Regions from separate parts of the Homo sapiens genome. Here regions 1 and 2 are each linked to region 3. A link is a loop called in an ENCODE intact Hi-C map of the cell type or tissue named here. Cell type or tissue: endothelial cell of umbilical vein. All regions are shown on one strand.

Region 1 (8,000 bases), 320 kb before region 3:
TTTCCCGTCCCCCGGCTGCTCTCCACACACCTCCATCACAGGCCTGTCACACTAGGCTGCACACACAGAGCAGCCTCCAGCTCTCACCTTTGTATCCTTAGCACCTAGCTCAGGATACTAAAATACATGTTAAATAAGCAAATGAAAGCCGCCCTAGCCTTCCCATAACCTGTCTTCTAAGGGTGTCTCATATGAGCCTCAGCCACCTTCGGCACATGGCATCGATCCTGTTCTCTTCCTCAGGCTGCCCACAGGATTCCACTGGAAACAGACTCTCCTCTCCCCACACTGCCGACCAGCACGGAACCTTTGCCGCTTTTCTTTGCGTTAGCCCAGGCAGGTAAGACATGTTTTCCTGGCCCTCTGCTCTCCTCACCATTCCTAGTTAACAGCTGGGTAAAGAAGTCCTTGGACTTGCTGTGGAGCCCTCCCTGCTTTCTGGGGAGCCTGCACTGGGAGGCTGGGTGCTTGGAGAGAATTTGTGAGGAAGGAATAGGATGTGGGAGAGGTTAGGGTCTCTAGGTTCGGAGAAGAAAAAAGGCAGCGAGTGAAGTGTGGGAGCCTCAGGAGGCCTGCCTGAGTCTCTTAGCTCCTCCTAGCCACGGTTCCTCATCTGAAGACGGGGCTTGAACCAGTTAACAGGTCCAATGGCCATTTCGGCGACATTCCCATGCTCAAATGCTGGAATCGTAAGGCGTGAACTGCAAGGATTTAGAGACAGGTAAATGGTCAAGGAAATAGACAAAATGGGGCAAAAAAGAAGGCCCCAGCTTCCCGGTTTTTGTTTTAGGACTTGAAGAAGCTTGGGTCTTCAGCCTCCAGGGCAAGTCTAGGGTTTTGAGCCCGGAAATCTGTGTTTGGAGGAAACCTCGAGCCAGTGACTGCCTACCTGTAGCAACGAAGGGAAAGTGTTACAGCCCGGGGGACAGCCATGGCGAATCTCCTCCCAGACCCTGACAACACAGAACCTGGCAGAGCCTGTCAGGAAGTGGAAGTCGGCACTGATTTATACATCTCACTCGATTCAGCTGATTAAATCCCCCTTGGCGTCTCCTCCAGAGCTGCCTTTTTTTACTCTCCTGGGTTGTCTCTGGCCCAAGAGCTGGAGGAGTATTTCCTATAAATAAGCAGCGCCAGGAGGAGAGGAGCCAAGCACGCCCTCCTCCCACCCACCTGCCGCACGGGCCTCCTGGTGTGGCTCCTCCGGGTGGGTGGGGCGATGGAGGCCTTGCTTCTATTCTGAGCTCACCTCTGCTGCTGTGACCTTGGGGAACAGAGGGGGCAGCTCTTGCCTTGGCTTCCCCTTCCTGGGGCCCCGTGGGAGCCGCCTAGCCCGTGAAGCTTATACTTTGAGCAGAGCTCTTGGCCTTTCTGTTCCTGCAGTCGCAGTCTAAAATGGAGTCTGCCATGCAGAAGCCTAGAAACTGGAAGAGCCCCTGGAAGCCACACATTTCCCCTCCCTGAAGTACAAATAAGGCACTGAGGTTTAGAGATGCCTGGGACTTCCCAAGGCCACACAGCCCGTTAGCAGCCAGAGGACTAGAACACAGATCTCCTTCACCCACAAATGCCCCCTACACCGGTTCTGGGCTGCAAATGCTCCTTGAATCCTGCAGGTCAACCAATCATCATTGCAGGCAAGGTGAACAGATAAAAACAACTAAAACTCAGAAGTCCAGAAGCAGCGTGGGCACTGGAGGAAAGGCAATCTCGTCACCACCCTTCTGTGGGCCTCATCTCCTTATGTATACAGTGCATGTGACACCGGGACCCTCAACGCCTGAGTTTTCAGCGATGAGACTGCTCTGAGTTTGAGTTCTCCTTGTTCCAACATCCCAGCCTACCATTCTCATGGTGTGTAAACCGTGCTGATATTATATTTGAAGCTGAAGCAAACTCGGAAGGTAAATTTACTTTTTTTTTTGTTTGTTTTTTGAGACAGGGTAGAGAGTCTTGCTCTGTTGCCCAGGCTTGTCTCAAACTTCTGGGGTCATGTAATCCTCCCACCTGAGCCTCCTGAGTCATGGGATTACAGGCGTGAGCCACCACACCAGGCTTGAAGGTAAATTTAATGGGGGAGTGGGTACCTCCATGCCATTCACCTTAAAACCAGTGGAAGTGACTTCTCAATCCCTTGTTTGGAATCATCCATGCTAGCCTGTGCCTCTTCTGGTAGGGATATTTGAGAATTTCAAACATAAAAGGTTGTCCTAGACTTTCTTCACCCCCAAAAAAGTACCCAACAAGGTTAGAAAAATACAAGCAAAGTCAGTAAAATAAATACAAGATGTGTCCCTTGGGATTCAACCAACACACATTGTTTCCTAGCCAAAGGCAGAGGGTGAGCCACCACCTGGATGCTTCGTCTGCTTACTCAGACCCTGGCTGCTTCTCCACCTTGTGGCTTGGATACCCTCCATGCCAATTTACCCAATTTGGGTAACTAAGGGCAATTTATGCATTGGATCAGAGCCTTCTCTTTCCTACCCTTCTCTCCCTTCCCTGGGTCTTTGGCTGGAAGGTGCTGAGAGGCAGCCAGATTCTATCAGTGAAGGAATAAAATAAAAACCTTCAGAGATAGAGTCCAAGGGCAGGGCTGGGACTGGCAACGTTTTAGGTGGGGCAGGGAAGAGGAAGCAAAATTTTGGCATCCCGGAGGTCTGGGGAAATGATATTCATCCCTTACATCTGTAAACATGAGCTGCTTCACAAACCTGCCTTGAGTGTGCTTTTTTTTTTTTTTTTTTTTTTTTTTTTTAGACATAGATTCTCAGGGCCACTGGGTCAAGACCCTCACCCATCATCTAGCAATCTATATTTCTAAAAACTTCCTTGTGATGGTCCCAAAGATCGTACACGCTGAGTATGAGAGAGCTTTCACCACGCTGTTCCATTTTAATGTCACCATCACCCCATGGGGTCAGCAGGACTGTCCTATTTGCCTGAAGAGAGATTGAGGTCCAGAGAGGATGGAAGTGACTTCCCAGAGTCAAATAACTGTGCCTCCAGCCTAAGGCCTCTGGCTCTGAGTGTAGGACGAGTGCTCACAGAGAGAGGATATGTGCTTCGGGGTCAGACAGGCTCCAATGCAAGCACAGTGCCTGGCACATTTAGCCATCCAATAATTTATTTCCCACTTCCCTTGGCTAAGGTCACTCAACTAGGGAGTCGTACAGTTGGGATTTAAAAACCTGTCCTAGAAGCCTTCAAGCCACTTGAGTTCTTTACGTAGCAATGGAAGGGGTTCAGCTGGGGTTGCGCACGCAGGCAGAGTTGTGCAAACCTGGCTACATGTCTCCCTGTCTGAGATGTTCCTGGGCAATGGTCGAGTCCCAGGATCCTAAGCATCGTCTCTGACTAGCCCCACAACTCCACTTGGCTGCGATTTCCAGTCCAGGCTTAGTCTCTAGAGCCGTGGAATGGAGACAAGGAGGGTCTGACTCTCTTTTCTGAGGAAGGAACTTCCAGAGCAGCGGTGGAAACCCCGTGGGGAGCACATGTTGGCTAAGCACACAGTATTATTAGCTTTTTGACAGCTTCCCCTCAGGGCTTATCAGACTCCAAACCCAGGTAGATGCCACTGTGTCTAGACACAGAGTTGCTCCCCTCTAGGCTCCTTAGCACCCAGATGGAAGTGAGAAGAGTGTTTGGTACGGTTCTAGTTACTTTTTTCAGCACCCAGAGCCTCACATCCCTGCTGGAATTATCCAGGAACCTGGGGATGACAGCTGGTTATCCAGCCCAAGAATTCTGTTCGTTTTGTTCCACTAGGAAGACAGCCGTGGTGTCCCCAAGCCTCTGGAAACTGCCTGAGGCCTGGGAATCAGATGAAAACCAACACGCCGGGCTCCATGGGCACCCCTGGAAGCGGCCCCACTCCTGTTCCTTGTGTGCTGTTGATTGAGACTCAGAAGCAGGAGCCTCTCAGGAGGGGCAGAGCAAGGCAGGGCTTTGGGTTTGGAATGGCAGAGAACTGGTGCCTCCCGAGCACCATCCTCTGGGCCAGCTGCAACACCCTGGAACTGCGACTGCCACTCATTCTTCACAGACCTCAGTGGTCCCCAGGGGAGTTTTACTCCAAATTGCATTTGGAACAGCAGAAAGATGACTTGTTCCAAAGGAAGGCCTTACTAAGAAACGATGAGAAGCTGTGGAATGACTTTTGGAAGTGGGGGGTGCAGGGGCCCACATGAATGCACAGCGGTCTCACGTCAGCCCAGGAAGAGCTGTCTGTCCCTGTGAGCCACCGTGCTTCATTTTTAATAGGGAAAGGGCTTGAACTGCCCTGGGAAACTCAAGGAAGACTTCATTTCCACTCAAGGAAGGAATTCCTGGAAGAAACCAGAATGGGACAAAGACATGAAGGAGTGAAGGAGATAAATGACAGAAAAGTTTCTGTTTAAGCTGTTTTGAAATAGGTGGAATTTTTATCTTACTTGGATGCCTGTGAAACAGGGGAATGAACGGGATGGCCTGGCAAAGATCCTTCCAGCTGAGGACTGTAAAAGAGCCCATGCCATTTCCTAAGGATTGTGTGGGAGGGTGGGTGACGGTGAGTCGGTGGCCGGAGTGGGGTGCAGTGCGGAGCCAGCCCCAGCCACCTGCCATCCTCCCCCCGGCCACTAGAGGTCTCTGCTGATCCACCGGCTCAGACCACACTCACCAAAGCCTCCCAGAAGGCGCGTGCTGGCGGCTCCCCTGCCTGGGCTCGGGGCGGGTGGGGGTCGGTTCTGAATGTCTCCTTTCTGCTGGAAAGCTTGTCCTGACCTCTCCAGGGCACAGCCGCGGCCCGTCCTCTGGACTCTTCAAAGCCTCCCATCTGCCTTACATACTGGACACAACAGAATGGTTCTCTCTAATGCAGGCGTCGTCTTTCCCTAGCTTGGTGGCAGGCTTTTTGAGGGAAAGAGGGGTCTTTCTCTGAATTCCCCGAAACTGCTTAGCGCAATGTTAAGTGCATGGTACATGCGAGATACATGTGTGGTCTGACTTTGGCCTAAGGCTGTGGGTGTATTCCTGTGTGTGGTGGTGTGTGTGTGTTTGTGTGTGTGTGATGTGTGTGTTTGTGTGTGTGCCCGCGCAAATGTGCCTTAGGAGGGTGGAGAGGTTGTCCCTGTCCCCAGACACCCCTTCCCGGCAGCATCCCTCCGTTCTGGCAGAGCCAGGGCCCTGTCTTAGACCAAGAAAAGCCAGATTCCCAAACTCGGGAAAGCCAAGCACATGTAAACAAGCCACCTAATCCTGTTCTTGTTCCACTCCTGTTGGGGGCCTTGGTCTCAAGGGAAAGGCAGTTCTGGCCTGTGGGGACAAGCAGCAGCTGCTGCTCTTAAGGAACATTCCTTCTCAGGCGGGAGAAGCGCTCAGGTTTCACTAGCCTGGCGGCAAAGGCCACCCTCTGGTCTCTGGGCTCCACGGCTGCAGGGCTGGGGGTGAGGAACCGGCAGAAGAGACAGCTTTAATGCCTGTGACAGGCAGTGTGGCTCATTTTATTCCACTTCAGTCTAGGGATGCCCCCTGTCCATCTAAGTAGTGATCTTTCCAGGGTAGATTGCCCCCTACCCCAGCCCCATCCAGTCTTCTCCCTGGTCCTGTCCTCAGGATGCTTAGCCACTGGGCAGAACCTCTAGGGTCCTGGCTGAGGTGATGGCCCCCTACCCCTTCCGCCCCCTGCCAATCTGGAAAATCCAAAATTCCTTAGAGGTCAATAGGCAAGTGCCACCCTTCTCAGGTGGGGATGCATTGATTAGCCCCCTTCCTATTCTGCTGGGGAGGCGCAGAGCTGCAGAGTCGCATCTGGCAGCTGGGCCTAGCATCTCAGAATGTCCTCAACTTTGTACCTCTCATTTCCCTACTTCCAGTCTACTAGCAAATCCAAATTCTTGCTTCGTAGCAATTGGCTTCTTCCTCTGTAGTCCCTACCCCACTGACCAATAGCTAGGTAGGGTCATCACTCTCCACCCAGGTCCCAGGACCCCTGATTCTTCTCCCCATGTGTCACAAAAACATATCCCCATGTAGCAAGAAGAACATGGGCTCTGGAGTAGCCCATCCCGGACTCCAGCACTTGCTAGGTGTGTGACTTTGAGCCAGGGTCTTCACTTCTCTCAGCTTCTCTTTTCTTGGATGTAAAATGGAGAAAATCATGTGTACCTTGCAGCCTGTCATGAAGAGTAAATTAGATAATCTGTGGAAAGCACCTAGTACACACCATGTTTGAGACAGAGGGGAGCTCAATAAATGTTCACCGTCTCCCCTCCTTCTGCCAGCTCTTCTTGGACCAATACAAGATGTGGCTGCTCAATTGATTTGTCTCCAGCGTGTCTCCAGCCCTGACCCTGTTGCCTACATTCTCCACTACCTTTAAAGTCTTTAGCAGTCGGCCACCACTATTAGCCCCAAAACAGAACTCCCACACATTTGGCTTCAAGGTACTCCATCATTACACTTGGAGACCTGGGACTGTGTCGCATCCATTTTTTATATCCCCAGAACTCAGTAGGCTCCAGAGGTGCCTGAATGGATGCAGGATGCGTGAATGAATGAGCCCCCTTCACCCCATCTCCTCTCTAGGGATTCTGATTGGCTCTCTCTGTTTCTCGCCTTCTTTCAGACTTCTTGCTACATTGGAAACACTCACCTTTATAAAGGTTGCCAAATAGGCTACCAACTCTCACCAAGCCTGCCTGAAATGCCACCTCCCAGAGGAAGCCCTCCCAAGGCCAATGAATCTGTAACTTCTCCAATCACAATGGGCAAAATCCTCCTGTTGTCCTCTCCACTCTGTACTGAGGTTTGTTTATCCTATTGTGGAGCAGGAACAAACTGGCCATGAAGGTGTGAGGGCTGGGTCTGGGACTTGGTCCCCCTCTGAGGAAGGATGAAGGATGCTGAGTTGAGACTGGGGCAACCTCAAGCCACACATGTGGATCACCCAATCCAGAATCCCTGCCTGCAGCTCCTCTCCCCATCTCTTTGGCTGCTCCTTTCCTCTGTACTCTTGACCCTGAGCATTTCACGGCTGACATGATTTATCTAGATCCTCATTGTGACTCATGGCTCTCTCTCCCTGAGACTGGGAGCTCCTCTTGGACAATGGCTTGTGTCTGTTCTCACAGGACCTAGCACAGAACATACAGTGAGTGCCCCCCAAACGCTTGGCAATTGAATGAGAACCATGATTCAATCCAATTTGCCTGGAATAGAGCTGAGGCTTAAATCTCCACAGAGAAAAAAGGATGAATTTCAGGTCAAACTAATACTTGAGTGAGGTGTCTCTCTAGTGGAATGGTTCCATTTGCGCCCTCTAGGAAGGACAGGAGAACCCAGAGTAGGGTCTAGAACCAGTCTCCTTACAGAGGATCCTGCCCCCACAAGAAGCCTGGGCTCTGAGGAGTAGGAAGCCTGGGTGTCATTGGGTGCCTGCAGCACAGGATGGGTTCCTAGGGAGGGGGAAAATCTAGCTGTGGCCCAGGTCTTTGAAAGTCTGCTTTAGTCCCCTGCTTGGTAGAACAGTCTCCCTTACTTCCCATCTCCACTTTGCCCAGCAGAGAAGACTCACACAGAGAAATCGAAGGCCGAGCAGGAAAACGCTCAACCCATCGATCTGGATGGAGGACACGGCATAGCATCTGGGAGTGGGGATACCAAGTTGAAAACAAAAATGTCTCCCGCTTTGCAACACAAGGCTGGATGATTAGCACACAGGGAAAACCATGAGCCAGCAGTTTGCAACAAAGCTGGCAGGCGGCTGGAATGTTGATCCAGAGGATCATGTTCCAGAGGGGAGACACCCCTCCCCAGGCCAGGCTGGTGCTCAGGCTATTTCAGGCCGGGGGGATTAAGGGTGAACCATGACGAATGCATGTGCCCGCGTGTGCACACACATACACACACACACACACACACACACTCACAAGCTCCTTTTCTCTCTCTCATACAGGCTCCTGTGTCTTGAACCCAAGACCTGCCTCCTGCACTGAAAGTCTCGGTCCCCGATTCTT
Region 2 (8,000 bases), 51 kb before region 3:
TTGACTCATTCATTCATTCACCCAACAGATATTTATTGCACCCTTGCTATGAGCAGGTTCTGTAGAAATTAGAGAATCATGAGGAGACAGGGTGAGGCCTCAGTGCTGGGGAACACATAGCCATAGACAAGGCCCTACCCTCGTGGAATTTATCTTCTAATGGGGTGTTATGGATTGAATTGCACCCCCCACCAAATTCATATGTTGAAACCTTAACCACTAATGTGACTGTATTTAGAGATAAGTCTTCTTTTTTTTTTTTTTTTTTTTTAAGATGGAGTTTCACTCTTGTTGCCCAGGCTGGAGTGCAATGGCGTGATCTCGGCCCACTGCAACCTCCACCTCCCTGGTTCAAGTGACTCTCCTGTCTCAGCCTCCCGAGTAGTTGGGATTACAGGCACCCGCCACCACACCCGGCTAATTTTGTGTTTTTAGTAGAGACGGGGTTTCACCAGGTTGGCCAGCCTGGTCTCAAACTCCTGACCTCAAGTGATCTGCCTGCCTCAGCCTCCCAAAGTGCTAGGATTACAGGTGTGAGCCACCGTGTCCTGCAGAGATAGGGTCTTTAAGGAAGTAATTAAGGTTAAAGTTACAAGGGTGGGGGTCTAATCCAATAGGACTGGTGTCCTTATAAAAAGAGAAAAAAACAGAGATTCCCTCCTCCTCATTCTGCCAACCTGTGCACAAAGAGGTCATGGGAGGGCATAGGGAGAAGGCAGCCACCTACAAGCCAAACAGAGAGGCTTCCCCGGAAACCAACCTTGCTAACACGTTGATCTTGAACATCCAGCCTCCAGAACTGTAAGAAAATAAATGTCTGTTGTTTAAGCCCCGCAGTCTGTGGCATTTTGCTACATAGCTGGAGCTGACAGATACAAGGGTAAGCAGGGAAGGGCACAGTGTTATGGGAGCGCAGATTAGGGCCGCCCCACCCAGGCTACAGGGGGATGGAAGGTTTTCCAGAGAACCTGCCATCCAAATATAGACCTGAAGGGAGGATTAACAGGTGCAAACAGGAGAGAGTACTCAGGGCAGGACGCCCACATGTGTGAAGACCCTGAGGGAAGAGGAGCAAGTTCTGTCAGAGGACCTGAACACGTTTCTTTATGGATGGAGCCTGGAGGGTGAGATGAAGAGGGGGTGGAATGAGGCTGAGGAGGTCGGGGGAGCCAGCGTGGCTGACATTTCATAAGCAAACACGCTGAAGATCCCAGAGAACAAGCTGCTCCACTTTTCGACACTTCGGACTCACCCCATTGATGCTTCTGATTCTGCTGGAAAAAATGCCAACTTGGGCTCTGCAGGTTCCAAGAAGTCGTGAGCTTTTCCCTGCCACCTGATTGGCTGCATCATTCCTCAGCATCACTGCGTGTGTTCCTTGTGGAAATGCTTCGCTTGTTCATCCATAAGCTCCCTCCTTACCTTTCAAAGCCTCTTCTGGGACTGCCTCTTCTGGTGCTTGCCTTCAGTTCTATAAAATTCCTTTGCTTTTCATTAATAATTGCTAGTGTTTATTGCGTTAGTTAATACTAACCATGTCCCAGGTGTTGTTTTAGGGGCTTTATGTGTATTAGCTCTTTTAATCCTCACGACAACACTATGAAGTAGATTCTATTAATTCTAGTTTATGGATGAGGAAACTGAAGCACAGAGAGATTAAATAGTCACTTGTCCAGGGCCGCTTGGCTAACAAATGGAGGAGGCAGGATTAAAACCCAGGCAGTTGGCTGGGGGCAGTGGTGCACGCCTGTGATCCCAGCACTTTGGGAGGCCGAGACTGCCTGATCTCAGAAGTTCGAGACCATCCTGGGCAACGTGGTGAAACCTCATCTCTACCAAAATACAAAAAATTAGCCAGGCGTGGTGGTGGGTGCCTGTAGTCTCAGCTACTTGGGAGGCTGAGGCAGGAGAATCGCTTGAACCTAGAAGGTGGAGGTTACAGTGAGCCAAGATTTCACCACAGCACTCCAGCCTAGGTGACAGAGGGAGGCCCTGTCTCAAAAAAAAAAAAAAAAAAAAAAACCCGGGCAGTCTAGCTTGGGTGTCTATGCTCTTAACCACTACGCTGTGCTGTCCAAAAAAAAAAAAAAAAAGATGGAAACTGAGGCTTGGCTAGGTTCTCCTGGCTAGGTGAAGCATGGGTGCCAGGACTAGAACTGAGGTCTTCCTGATCCCATGTTCTCTGCTGTTCACACTTAGCGGGGCTGCCTCTTGAGGGAAAGGAGGAGAAGCAGATGAGTTTGAGGACCACTCAGGAGGTAGACAAGCTAGGACTATCATGAGGGTAATCAAAGAATAAGGGATACAATAGGAAGCCAAGGGCAAAGCCAGGTTTCTAGGTCAACTGTGCAGCCAAACCTTCATCATCTTCTGCCACTTTATTTTATTTATTTATTTATTTATTTTGAGATGGAGTCTCGCTCTGTCACCCAGGCTGGAGTGCAGTGGTGCAATCTCGGCTTACTGCAACCTCAGCCTCCCAGGTTCAAGCAATTCTCCTGCCTCAGCCTCCTGAGTAGCTGGGACTACAGGTGCGTGCCACCACGCCCAGCTAATTTTTATGTTTTTAGTAGAGACGAGGTTTCACCATGTTAGCCAGGATGTTCTCGAGCTCCTGACCTCGTGATCCACCCGCCTCGGCCTCCCAACGTGCTGGGATTACAGGCGTGAGCCACCGCGCCCGGCCTGCCACTTTATTCTTTATTCATTCATTCTTTCGTTCATTTGACACATACTGTGTTTCAGGTGCTGGCTGGGAAAAGCAGGAATTGGGGAGCGGGTAGACACTGAGACTGGCCATGACACTCACCAGGCCTTACTCCTTCCCCTTGTCCATGGAGCTCAAGGACTTTGCATTCTAGGGGATGGGGTTGATAAATAAATTATTACAACGTGATTATAAGTATATCAATATATCTACATCTATCTGTCTACCTATCTACCTACCATCTACCTACCTATAAAAGGAGTACAAGGAAGACAGCCCATCTCTGACTAAAGAAGTCAGGGGGAGCCTCAATCTAGAGAGGGTACCACTGGAGCCAGTGCTGAAGGTTATGATGGGAATATCCTAGGAGAGTATCGGGGATCCTGGGAGCTTCCCTGGAAAGTCTGTGACTGATGCCTGAGCTCTTCAACCAGAGTCATCAAATTCAGATATTCACTCTGAAAGGAGCCTCAGAGGCCCTCTCTATCCACAGGTGAGCCGACTGAGCAGTGCCAGGCCTGGGGTGAAGCGGAATTTCAGGAAGCACCCCGTCTCCAGCCACACAGGCGCCAACCCGCCAGCACCACCCTGCAAGCAAGGCCTCACCCTGGTCTCAGGCACAGCTCTCTCCAAGGGTCACACAGCAAAGCCAACAGTGCCATGCAAGGACCCCTGCCGCCTGCACTCCAGTCTTCTGCGTTTTGTGATTATGGAGAGCAAGGGAAAGGGAGAAGGAAAAGAAGGGGAAGAGGAGTCAAGAAATGCACCGCAGTCTCCTGTTCCTACAACAGAAAAGACAGCTCTGAAACTCTATATCCACCCACTTCAAGTTCCCGCCTTCCTCAAGCTTTATGTTCAGAAATGAGGATCTCTTCCCCACAGAGCCCTTCCCTCCCCTCTTTCTACTACGTGCTCTTCCAATTCCACACCTTTTCAACATTTATTTCAGCTGCAGATTGTCTTTCAAAAGCTGGCGGGGCGAGCCCTGCAGAGCCCACCACCGCGGCCAGAGGGTTGTAGTTCTACAGTCAGCCAGCAGGGGGCAGGCCTGCTCCGAGTCTCCGTCCTGCCCCGACCATCCCAGCCCCCCAGCCCAGTCACAACTCCTTAGAGATGCAAATTGAGAGGCAGCCTTCCTAACCCGAGAGGGCTGCTAATTCTCTGACAGTATGCAGATTTCCATCTTGCCTTTGCCTGGGTTTATTTGTTTTACTTTGCAATAAATTTAATACAGACTCCCTGAAGCAGAGAGGCAGATGGACTATAAAGTGCATTTTGAGCAGCCTTAGTTACTAGGTTAGTGTGGGTTTTGATCCCTGCTTAAATTATATCTATGAAATTTGACATGGATTTGGGTCTGGGGTTTGCTGGCTCCTTGGTGCTCTGGAGCGGCTTTTAGAGCATTTACAAGGGTTGATTTGATTATTGGGGCTTTAATTTTTCACAGAGGCTAACGAGGAGGCTGGGAAGCCCGGCCGGGGCCTGGCAGGAAGATGGAAAAGCTGGGATAAGTTGGGTTTCTACCTGCCCCAGTGTTCACGGTATCGAAATCGTTTTCTCATGTCCCTCGAGGGGCCCTAAGTCACTCTCACCAAAGAGCTGCATGCGGAAACCTGTTCTGATTCCCGGGGTAGTAGTGCAGCAAGGAGCTAGCTCAGATTCTACGAAAAAAGTCAGACGCACATATGGGACAGACATAACTAAAACATCTATAAAGAAACATTAACAAGAATGGTACAGATCAGCATTGTATAACAATGTAAATTGGATGTGAGGGGACTTGGCAGAAGGACAAAAGTCAACACACTCCTGTTAACCCCTTTGCCTTGTGCCAGAGTGTGCGGCCTCCCACTTCCCTACTTCCTTCCAGCAGATCCCTGAAGAAAGGAGGCAGAAGGAACTAGGAATGGGATGAGTTGGGTTCTTGCCCTGGCTCCACCGATTACTTCTTTGTTCAGATATTTGGTGAATATATTTAATTTCTGCAAGCTTCAGTTTCCCTCTGCACAGCTGGAATTTCATTATCATGAGGACCCAGTAAGAGATCTTCAGGAAGAATGTGTGTAGGCTGTAAAGGACCGGACCATAAAAAGTGAGTACATGGACAGATGTCATTCCCCGGTTGTGAAATGGTCATTGATGGATTAGGGTAGCAAGGCTTCAAGGCCAGAGAGGAGCTATTAATGGAATTTCCAAAGCCAGTCCATGAGGCAACATTGGTGGAATGAGTTGGGTTTCACAAACTAGCCAAGGTGTGAGACGGCCAGCTTTCTCACTGGTGGTGAGTTCTGTTCACCTGTGTGCGAAGCCTGCCTGCCAGCAGAGGACACCCTGAGAAGGTTCCAGCAGCAGCAGCAGCAGCAGCAGACGCCGAGGATTGTCCTGCAGAGCCCTGAGGGCTTGGCCACCCTGGCTGTGGGAGACTGGCAGGGGCTGGTGCTGCAGATTCATCTTCTCCCGCGTGAACCCGAGTGCAGGCAGAGCTCGGAGACAGAGGAGGGAGGGGAGGGAGGGCCCCTTGGCAAGAACCCAACTCATCCCATTCCTAGTTCCTTCCGCCTCTTTTCTTCAGGGGTCTGCTGAAAGGAAGTAGGGAAGTGGGAGGCCCGTCCCTCCTGCCTCCCTCCTCTGCATCTTCACATCTCTTAGGCCAGAGACTGGAGCAGGAAAGGGAGTTTGAGGGGGAACTAAGAGGAATGTGTTTGAAGAGCCAAGAAGAGCAAAGATTTGGGAGCCACCAGAGAAAAGGGGTAGAGAGTAGAAAGAGGCAGGTCGGGGAGAAAGGAAGGAACCATCACACATTGATATTTACTCCTGAAACTTTGAAGAGGATTGTGAACTGCTGGGGGAAGGGGAGAGAAATGAGAGAAGAGAAAGGAAATAACCAGCTCCACATGAAGGAGGGGGTGGGGTACAGGGGAGGTGGAGGCTGAGATTAAATGGAAATGAGGGGCTTGGTCACCATGGAGAAAGAAGCTGGAAGCTTTGGCAGCAGTTTGTCTATTAGGAGGAAAGGCAGGGATCAAAGAAGCTGTGGTGTGTCTATACACACAACCGGATTGGAAAATAACTAGCTGAATTCTGCCCAAAGCAGGGGGGGAGGGGGAAGGGAGTGAAAACTGGTTGAATTCTTTCCCAAATAACAATGGTTCTCCCCACGCTCGTTTCTCCCTTCTATCTGTTCCTCTGTCGCCTTAGGAACACACTACACTGAAACTGTTGGGTTGTGAAGATTTTGTTAAATTAAATTTGGTGACTTCCCCTCCGCCCCAGTGACCTGTGTGTTCAAGGGAATGGAAACCCTACATCCTGTCCCGGACAGAGGAAGGGAGATGGTAGCTGTGGTGGGGAAGGAGGGCGAAAGGAGGGACGCAGCAGTGAGGGTAAACCAGCCGATGCCTTGGTCTTCACGGGACCCTCTGAAGGAGAATGAAGAAATCCAGAAGCAGTGGCCACCGGCCAAAAGAATGGCCACACAGCCTCTCCAGAACCACAGCGGGGCTGCACTGGGACCCATGCTGGGTCTCTGCCTGACCCTGGGCTTTTCAGAGAGCCCACAAAGGCTTTTCTCCAGGAACACCCTCCCTGTTCCAGACCACATGGCAGGTGAGCAGGCGGGCCAAGGGACAGCTGTCTGGGTAAAGGTGGGGTGGAGTGTGGAAAGATCTGAGACCAAGGCCCACAGGCTCCTCAAACACAGAACAGCGCTGGGGCCAAGAACTGGAGTGGGGCGGGGGGCCTGAGGCCAGGGCCTCCACGTGGACCCTTCCCCTAACCTGTAAGTATCAGCAGCGGGGTGCAGCGGGGGGCCTGAGGCCAGGGCCTCCACGTGGACCCTTCCCCTAACCTGTAAGCATCAGCAGCAGTGCTGAGCAGGGGGGAGTCTGGCTTCCCGGCTGGAGGCAAGGAGACTGAAGGAAGAAGGAATCAAGGTTGCTGAAGGTTAGAGGCTTCAAGGGAAAATGGAGCAGGGGGCAAGCCTCTGACTCTGAGTGTGTGTGAAGAGCAGGGTGGAGAGGAACAGAGCCATACATCTGTCTCTTGCGATCTTCGGGATACACTACGCTAACATTTTGAAAATCATTCATCATTTATCTGAAATTCAAGTTTGACTGGCTAGCATGTATTTTGTCTGGCATCCCTATCCCTGGGTCCAAGGGATTGGGGTGATAACCACAAGGCTTATGTCACAAATTGGGTGAGGCCAGGGAACCCTTATAGACCTCAGAGGTTGGTGACTTACAACATACCATGGAGCTTTACCCATGCCCAGGTCCGATCAGTGTGTCCCAACTGTAGCTGGGGTTAGGAGAGCAGTGTCGTTTGCAGGCACGCTGGGCCATGGGGGAGCTTGGCCAAAACTTCATCTCTGCCAGTGCCTTTAGGAGTGAACCAGAATCCGGCAAGATCAGAGCGACTCCCCCAGAGGAAAAACTGCCTTTTTTCTACATCCACGCGAGTCTTGGAGGCTAGCGAGGCCTAAACTAAACCAATAAGAATGTTCTCCCTGGGGAGAGCAGCTTGCCTCAGTCCTTCTGAGGAGTGTAACTAACACTGTTCTCCAGTCCTTCCCCATTCAGACAACTCTGAACAATACTTCCCTAACCTAAAACTCTCCTCCTGCAGCGGATGCTCTTTCAAATTCTATTCAGAATCCAGCCTCTAAGATGCTACATTCCAAGAGGAAAGAAAATAAATACATACATAAATCAATAATAATCCTACATTAATTTCAAACTCAGTTATGAACACAGAAGCAAAAAAAATCAATGGTGGCCGAATGAAAAAGGGCAGACTGAAAGGGTTTCTTAATCCAGAAAACTTTTATAATGATATGACACATAATAGAGAACAAAATAAAATTAAAACAATAAAAAAAAGGTACACCCAGCAAGCAGTGTCCTGTTAAATAATTGGATGAGATTCATCAGAGTAGCAACTGGCGCTGAGCGTTTTTTAATTTTCTCCCTGCTGGAGCCTCTCCTCTCACAGTATCAACAAATAGATTAACTACTTGTCAGAGACGAGGCCTTCACACAGCAAAATTGAATTCTTCAGTATTTATCTTCCCCCTTTACACCCCCTGCCCAAAGAGGAATATCTGATCACTTTTTAAAAAAAGATCCCAAATCTAGAAATGATTAATTCTGTCCCATGATGCAAAGGGTTAATTCCACCATGGTTCATGAAGGAAAGCCAGGTTTAATAAGAATTGCTAATTGCCTTTTCCTTAGGAAGGAATGAACTTTGAAAGGGCAAAAGACAGAGGCAGCTTCACCCCTTCAATGATGTA
Region 3 (8,000 bases):
GTTTGTACCTGACATTTTCTTAACACATATCCAAAAAGGTAAAAGTTTCATTAAAGGATTCTAATGATCATTTTAGTATGAATAACAAACATTCAATCATAATTCCTTTGCTTAAACCTTTAAGTATCTGGCTGTTACATAGAAATGAATTTCCAGATGTGAGAATCAGAACTGTATGGAAACGAATCTAGAAAAGTGTTGATTATCCTCATAGAAGCATAAGAACTCAGGATTGGAAGAGATTTTATAGTTCATAAAGTTCAACCTTTAATCTCTAGTTCCATCCCAATACTTGGAAATAAGTCTAGGGTTCCACATGTCAAAATAACAATTTTTGTTACATTTAGCAAACATGTGCTAGGCATTTTTCTAAGTGTGTTGTAAGTATTATGTCTTCTTCATATCGGCCCTATGAAGTAGGTACTCTTAATATCCCCACTTCACAGATGGGGAACAGGCACGGGCTGGTAGGCGTAAACAGGAGTCAGGATCCAAAGTCAGGCAGTTTGGCTCTAGAGTCTAAGAGCCTGACTACTGTCTGTTATAGAGCGTTGCTCCATAGGATAAACTCGAAGGAAAAGGAGGGACAAGGGCAGGCAATGCAAATCCACTTGACAGAAATACCAAGGAAAAGTAGCTGAGTCTGGTGGAAAAACCAGAATCTTAGGAATTGAGCAGGAGTCTGGGGAAAAGCGTGAACAGGCACGCAGGCCTCAGAGATAGCTTCACCCATTAGCCCAGGGTTTCTGGCAGGTCTCTGCTGTTAGACTTTGGTTGTCCCCTTGCTCAGAGATACTAAACAGCTGAGCTGCTAGTAGACTATATTTTCAAGTTTTGAGAACACTGCCGCCTCTCTTGTAAGCACCATCCAGCTGGAATGTTGAGACTTGGGCCAGTTTTCAGAGGTGCCAATGGCAGAATCAAAGCCACACACCAGGAATTTTTGTTTTGTTTTCTACTTGATCTCTGTCCCTAGCAGATTATTGGTGGTGACTGTTTATGCAAAAAAAAAAAAAAAAAAAAAAAAAATTCTGAGTCCCTACCCCCCCCACCCTCTTTTCTCAGTTTCCTGCCACCAAAGAAATGAGAGCTGGGATCGAAATCAGGCTCAGTGCCACAGACAGAATGAGAAAGTGTGTTTTTAATGGTTTACATCACATCATGCCAGAGATGATATAGTCTGTGCATTTGGTCCAAGTCCTGCCCTTGGAGAACTCTTGGGTGAGGTGGTCACACAGTAGCCCTTATGCTGTGCCTAAATGCTATGAGGCCAGCCCCTTCACTTGTTTTAAGCTTTGGAGATTTCTTTTGTTTGCCTGTGGTTATTTTCCTGCCGTTAAATTGGTCATACCCCAGTTTTACACTGGGAATATTATCAATTTCCTATTACTGTTGTAACAGATTGCCATAGACTTACTGGTTTTGATCAATTCACATTTATCGCTCCGGAGGTCAGAAACCAGAAATGGGTTTCAGGGGGTAAAGGAAAGGCTTTGGAGCCTCGAGAGAACCCATTTCCTTGCCTTTTCTACCTTCTAGAGGCCGCCCCCGTCCCCCTGGCTGGTGGACCCTTCCTCAGTCTTCAAGGTCAGCAGAGCAGCATCTGCCAATCCCCAACACTCCTGCCTCCCTCTGTGATTCATCCGGAGCCCTTTGATTCCACTGGGTCCACCCCATCAGTCCTTCCATCTCAAGATCCTTAATCACATATACAAAATCTCATTTGCCATGTAAGGTAACACTCACTGGTTCTGAAAATTAGGATGTGGACATCTTATGGGGGCACATTGTACCTATCACAGAATATAGGGCCCCTTCTCCCCTAAGCATTGCCTCCTTCCACCCCCATCTGCCATCCTCCCTACCCCCACACCTTTCAGTAGGAGGTCTGCTCCTTTGTCACTTCTCAGGATTCCCAACAGCAACTCTCCCACCCCCACTCAGACACCCAGGATGTGTTGAGTTCCTCCTGCCAGCCTCAGTCTTAGTGGTGGCCTCATGGTGCTAGGACCGACCAAGAGCTTCTTTCCCTTTCTTTTCTTTGCCTCTTGCCTCCTCCTCCTCCTCCCCCAGCCACCCCACACACACTCGCCCAGCCTCCCAGTGGATTTCTAAGGGAGAAACACAAAGAGTTACTGCTTTTTAATTACAAGTGCTATTGTAGCATCTATAAGGAAGAACATTTTAAGCTTAATTGAGACCAAATGTGAAGTTAAATTAAATGAATAACTAATTAACGTAATGCTCCTACATTAGCCCCGTGTGAGTGAGTGCTGAGGCCCAGGGAGAAGGCAGGTACCAGGCCTGTGGTGAACAGGCTGCGCCCAGAGCTGCCCAAACAGGGCCAGTAACCTGGGACCTGGGAGATGGGTGCAGACAGGCAGATCTCAGTGCTGGGGTTCCCCCAACCTTCAGTATTTTTTCCAACTCCCTACCCACAGCCTAAGTCCTCATTTCTGAGGCCAGACCCTGAGCTCGCACAATGCCTTTTGCATGTGTCTAGTGCCACACTTACCTGCTGGTAGGAGCCAATGCCATTTGTTCAGTTTCAGTCTCTAAGGCCTAACATCCTAGGAGTTGGATAAGTATTCATGTTAACTTCCTCCCTCTTCCATTACCCCTCACTACCTTATCAAATGAGTCATCCAAGTCCTCAGAATTCTGCCTTCATAAGGAAGAAGGACTCTTCCCGTTGCCCCCGGAATTGCCCTTCTGCCAGCCGTGTTCCTGCATGGCTGGACTAATGAACAGCATAGCTCTCACCTGGAGTCACTGTCTCCGTGTGTTTTCCTATTTATCCCCTAACTAGACAAGTTCTTCAAGGGCAGGAGTGTGTTGAGTATGTGTCTCCCTTCATACCAATCCTATGAGGTAGATAATGTCACCATTTTCCTGATGATGAAACAGGCTTAAAGTTAGTAAGCAGTGCAGTTGGGGAAGAGAAGACCTTGAGAGAACCATTCCTCTTCCCCTGCCCTCTGAAGCAGAAAGCAAGCTGAAAGTCTGAAAAGTCAAGAGGCCTCGGCTCCTGTCTCTCTTCCAGGAAGCAGGATGGAACCACAGCCCACCCTGGGCTGTATGATGGGATTGGGTCACCATCTAGTGGCTCATATAAGCAACACAGCTTCTCCTTAAACTCCTTAATTACAAGTGCTATTGGAGCATCTCTAAGGAAGAACATTTTGAGCTTAATTGAGACCAAATGTGAAGTTAAATGAATAACTAATTTCATTTCATTCTCAATGTCAAAGAGCAGCAGAGAGCAGCTTTCCTGAATGCTGAACATAAGGCCAGAGTATAGCTCTTGCCCCTGTGGGCTGAGGACTTGGAGGTCCCTGGCTGACTCCTGCGCTCAGAGCTGAAGTGACTGCAGGCAGGAGGAGCCTTCCTTGTTTGTTGCCATTGGCGCTGTGCAGCCTGCTTCAGTGTGGAAGGGTGTGTATCTGGCTAATGCACCAGCCCACAACGTCCCAGGAAATGCAAGGCTTTTATCTTGCGTGGCGCTCTAAGCTCCCCATTTGCCCACACATCATCAATATCATGAGCATCCCCTTCAGGAGTGCCCACTGTCATGAGCTTTAACCTACCCACTTGGTGGTCCTGGTGTGTCCGGAATTGGTGGGTTCTTGGTCTCACTGACTTCAAGAATGAGGCCGCGGACCCTCGCAGTGAGTGTTACAGCTCTTAAGGTGGCACGTCTGGAGTTTGTTCCTTCTGATGTTCAGATGTGTTCGGAGTTTCTTCCTTCTAGTGGGTTCGTGGTCTCGCTGGCTCAAGAGTGAAGCTGCAGACCTTCACAGTGAGTGTTACGGCTCTTAAGGCAGCGCGTCTGGAGTTGTTCGTTCTTCCCGGTGGGCTCGTGGTCTCGCTGGGCTCAGGAGTGAAGCTGCAGATCTTCGCGGTGAGTGTTACAGCTCATAAAAGCAGCGTGGACTCAAAGAGTGAGCAGTAGCAAGATTTATTGCAAAGAACAAAGCTCCCACAGCGTGGAAGGGGACCCGAGCGAGTTGCCAATGCTGGCTCGGGCAGCCTGCTTTTATTCTCTTATCTGGCCCCACCCACATCCTGCTTATTGGTAGAGCCGAGTGGCCTGTTTTGACAGGTCGTTGATTGGTGCGTTTACAATCCCTGAGCTAGATACAAAGGTTCTCCACGTCCCCATCAGATTAGTTAGATACAGAGTTTCGACACACAGGTTCTCCAAGGCCCCACCAGAGCAGCTAGATACAGAGTGTTGATTGGTGCACTCACAAACCCTGAGCTAGACACAGGGTGTTGATTGGTGTGTTTATAAACCTTGAGCTAGATACACAGTGCCGATGGGTGTATTTACAATCCCTGAGCTAGATATAAAGGTTCTCCGAGGCCCCACCAGAGCAGCTAGATACAGAGTGTCGACTGGTGCACTCACAAACCTTGAGCTAAACACAGGGTGCTGATTGGTGTGTTTACAATCCCTGAGCAGGACATAAGGACTCTCCACGTCCCCATCAGACTCAGGAGCCCAGCTGGCTTCACCTAGTGGATCCCGCACCGGGGCTGCAGGTGGAGCTGCCTGCCAGTCCCGCGCCGTGCGCTCGCACTCCTCAGCCCTTGGGTGGTCGATGGGACTGGGCGCCCTGGAGCAGGGGGTGGTACTCGTCGGGGAGGCTCGGGCCCCACAGGAGCCCATGGAGCGGGTGGGAGGCTCAGGCACCGCGGGCTGCAGGTCCCGAGCCCTGCCCCGCGGGAAGGCAGCTAAGGCCCAGCGAGAAATCAAGCACAGCGCAGGTGGGCCGGCACTGCTGGGGGACCCAGTACACCCTCTGCAGCCGCTGGCCCGGGTGCCAAGTCCCTCACTGCCCGGGGCCGGAAGGGCCGGCCGGCTGCTCCGAGTGCAGGCCCGCCAAGCCCATGCCCACCCGGAACTCCAGCTGGCCCGCAAGCGCTGCATGCAGCCCCGGTTCCCGCTCGCGCCTCTCGCTCCACACCTCCCTGCAAGCTGAGGGAGCCTGCTCTGGCCTTGGCCAGCCCAGAAAGGGGCTCCCCACAGTGCAGCGGTGGGCTGAAGGGCTCCTCAAGTGCCGCCAAAGTGGGAGCCCAGGCAGAGGAGGCGCCGAGAGCGAGCGAGGGCTGTGAGGACTGCCAGCACGCTGTCACCCCTCACTGAGACCCCACTTCAGCACCCCATGCCAGCCTCGCTCGCTGCCAAGCCAAGCCCCGACAAAGATGAGCATGGGCACAGCAGGTCAAACAGAATCTATTGGTGCCAGTGGGCAACTTTAGGCTCAGATGGAGATGCCAAGAGCTAGCCAGAAAACAGCGAGTGATCCGGGACTTGGGGTGGAAGGAGGACATAGAAAAGTGGAAAAGGGAGCAGCAGATGGCACCAGGTGACCACATCTGCAGCAGCTGCCTGAATGAACCATTCATGCCCTCACGTCTTGCCAGTCTTGTCACCATTGGCACCTGTGCTCAGGGCGTAAGTCCTTCTTGTGTCCACTGTCTACTCCATTCCTAGAGCTGGCATATAGTAGGCACTCCTTGGCATTTCATTCTCAAAATACTTAATACACATACTGGTATTTTTAGTCATGCCAACCCCTCTTTCTACTCTCCCCACAGCACCGGCCCCCATCACCTTCCACTGAGGACATTATGGGGCCAGGATCAGAGTGAGGCAAGGGAGGCACTCAGGGCCGGCATGTGCCCAAGAGGGAGTGCCCCTTCAAATTATGTACCGAAGGCAGCTCCCCTGCCTCGCCCGAGTGCTGGCCCTGGAGGAACAGCAGTGATGGGCGGGTAATGGAGTTATCAACAGGCCTAAATGGAGAGTAGAAGAGGGCCCAGCTTGGGGAAATGCACAGAGAAGACTGTTGCATGGATAGAGGGACAAAGAGAGGCTGGGCTCCTTTGGTGGAGTGAGATGCCCACCTATAGATACAGGCAGATTACAGAGGTTAAAGCTTAACATGGGAAGGAGAGATGCCCATTTTCCAGGCGTTGGCCTTGTGAAGCCTTCTGTCTTGGAATCTGAACAAGCAAGAGTCTGAGCATATCCTTTCCTTATCAAAATGGAGACACAACTCAGCCCTAGTCCCATCCCTTTTGCTTGCAGCTTCCAGAGCTCAGGCCCCTGAATCTTCTATTTCCTCATGCTTGGCAGTCCCCTTCCCATGGAGAATCTCTGTGTCCTTAGGCAGCCCTGGGGTCTGGGCTGGGCTGGCTAATGTTCAATAAAGAGGGTTTGCCTTCCCTGCTTGTGGAAGTTTCCATTGTCTTGCCCATGGGGAGCACGTTGGGGACCCAACTGGGACCCTCCATGCTGCTGTTCCAATTGGGGCCTCATATTTCTTTATACCTGCATGAAGAGGAGAGGGGGGACAGAAGAGAAAGTGAGATGACTTCATAAGCTCCTGCTGAGTAGGGAGAGGAAAGGCAGGGTCCCAGGGTCCCTTCATCATTGCTTTCATCTCAGTTCTCTGTAATGAGGCCTCCCTTTCACCTCTCAGGCAGGAAATAGCAAGCTAGATTAATATTTAAAACCTGGCCGGGCGCGGTGGCTCACACCTGTAATCCCAGCACTTTGGGAGGCCGAGGCGGGTGAGTCACCTGAGGTTGGGAGTTCAAGACCAGCCTGACCAACATGGAGAAACCCTGTCTCTACTAAAAATACAAAATTAGCCGGGCGTGGTGGCGCATGCCTGTGGTCCCAGCTACTCGGGAGGCTGAGGCAGGAGAATCACTTGAACCTGGGAGGCGGAGATTGCAGTGAGCTGAGATCACACCACTGCACTCCAGCCTGGGCAATAAGAGCAAAACTCCGCCTCAAAAAAAAAAAAAAAAGAAATTAAATAAAACCTTACAATGTTCATGCCACATTTGACAGCTTTACAAAGCAATATCACATATCCCATTTATCTCAGCCTTGGGTCAATTCTGCCAGGTATTCAGGGATAAGCATCCCCATTCATACATAAAGATGTGGTGGTTCAGAGAATCTGGGTCTGATGGAGTGCTATGCCCAAGGTCTCATGGAGTGAGTGGAGAAAGCAGGACTGTCCAGGGGTTTTTGGATTCCAAGCACAGTGCTCTGTCTGCTCTGATAAATCACTGCACACCTCACACACAGGCCTCCCATGGAGCAGGACCAGCCTGGGACAGCGGTGGCAGTCCAGAGAAAAGCAAACAAACCCCAGGCCCAGTTTCAGTGTTAGGCTGTGCCCGAGCTCTGAGCCTCTGTCTCTCACCTTCAATGAGAGGCTGCTGCGAGGCAAGCTCACACGTCTAAAGCCAGACACAATTCCAGGACAGAGCAGTTGCTCACTAAATCCTCCTCGCTTTCTGCTGCTCTTCTTCCCTTCCCACCCTCAGGCCTGGCTCCAAGGAGCACAGGCACAGGAACTTTGGGTCATGCAGTCCAGCCCCCTGCTCCCCTCTTCCAGGGCAGGGCAGGGCAGGGCAGGACAGGTGCTCTGCGTGCTTCCTGTGTTGTGTGTCTTCCTGCTCTCACTTTCTCTCCCCTGGGTGGTGTCTTCCTTAAGTGGAAGTGTGTCCCCAGATGCGTGCTGGTTACCATGTCCCGGGGGTTCCTCCTCACATTTGCCATCCAGCCCAGGTCCACAGCTCCGGCCAGCTCATTAGCGGCCTCCTTGTTAGCACGAGGCTCCTGCTCAGGACGGCCAGCGGGAGAGGGTCGCCCGACCATCAGACCACCAGCACTGTGTAGCCTCAGCCACTGACCTGCTGATGCCACCACCACATCCACCACCACCAGACAGTAGGCAGAGAGCACACCAGGCCAGCCACCCATGCTTGATTCACATTTGTTTCAGAGACTTTGATTGGTAGTTGCTTTTGTTCTGCATACCCCAGGCAGAGGGGCCAGATGACCTTGGTTTCTGAACTTCAGGAGGCACTTGCAGCTCAGTCGCAGCTCAGAGGGAAACTGGTTTCCCTATTTCTGCCTCCTCTGTCCCCGAGGGCATGTCCAAAGTTCTCACACTGTCCCTCAGGGAAGA

Evidence for each region. Peaks named below come from ENCODE experiments on the same cell type or tissue, not always from the same donor. Only the 100,000 strongest peaks of a DNase experiment are listed, where the experiment ranks them.
Region 1: a loop joins it to region 3, with 9 times the contacts of the local background. A loop is called at or near these places in 45 of 110 quality-filtered maps.
Region 2: a loop joins it to region 3, with 10 times the contacts of the local background. A loop is called at or near these places in 45 of 110 quality-filtered maps.

What each region holds. Positions count from the first base shown.
Region 1 is chr11:125,401,676-125,409,675 of GRCh38, reverse strand. All of the region lies in intron 7 of PKNOX2 (PBX/knotted 1 homeobox 2), which reads right to left. Among named protein-coding and RNA genes, the nearest start is that of FEZ1, 91 kb to the left of the region's middle. RefSeq lists an enhancer at 1-922. In endothelial cell of umbilical vein, a CTCF peak has its summit at 4,622 (motif pointing right); a DNase peak (open chromatin) is centred at 4,775; H3K27me3 peaks cover 888 bases.
Region 2 is chr11:125,137,660-125,145,659 of GRCh38, reverse strand. No RefSeq gene overlaps it. Among named protein-coding and RNA genes, the nearest start is that of PKNOX2-DT, 23 kb to the left of the region's middle. RefSeq lists an enhancer at 3,313-3,869. In endothelial cell of umbilical vein, a CTCF peak has its summit at 3,738 (motif pointing right); a DNase peak (open chromatin) is centred at 3,759; H3K27me3 peaks cover 580 bases.
Region 3 is chr11:125,086,459-125,094,458 of GRCh38, reverse strand. It overlaps SLC37A2 (solute carrier family 37 member 2), which reads right to left. Exons shown (of 18, transcript NM_001145290.2): 18 at 3,943-6,340. The coding sequence ends at 6,325. TMEM218 (transmembrane protein 218) reads left to right here. Exons shown (of 5, transcript NM_001258244.2): 5 at 1-70. Among named protein-coding and RNA genes, the nearest start is that of TMEM218, 21 kb to the left of the region's middle. In endothelial cell of umbilical vein, a CTCF peak has its summit at 3,103 (motif pointing left); a DNase peak (open chromatin) is centred at 3,068; H3K27ac peaks cover 318 bases.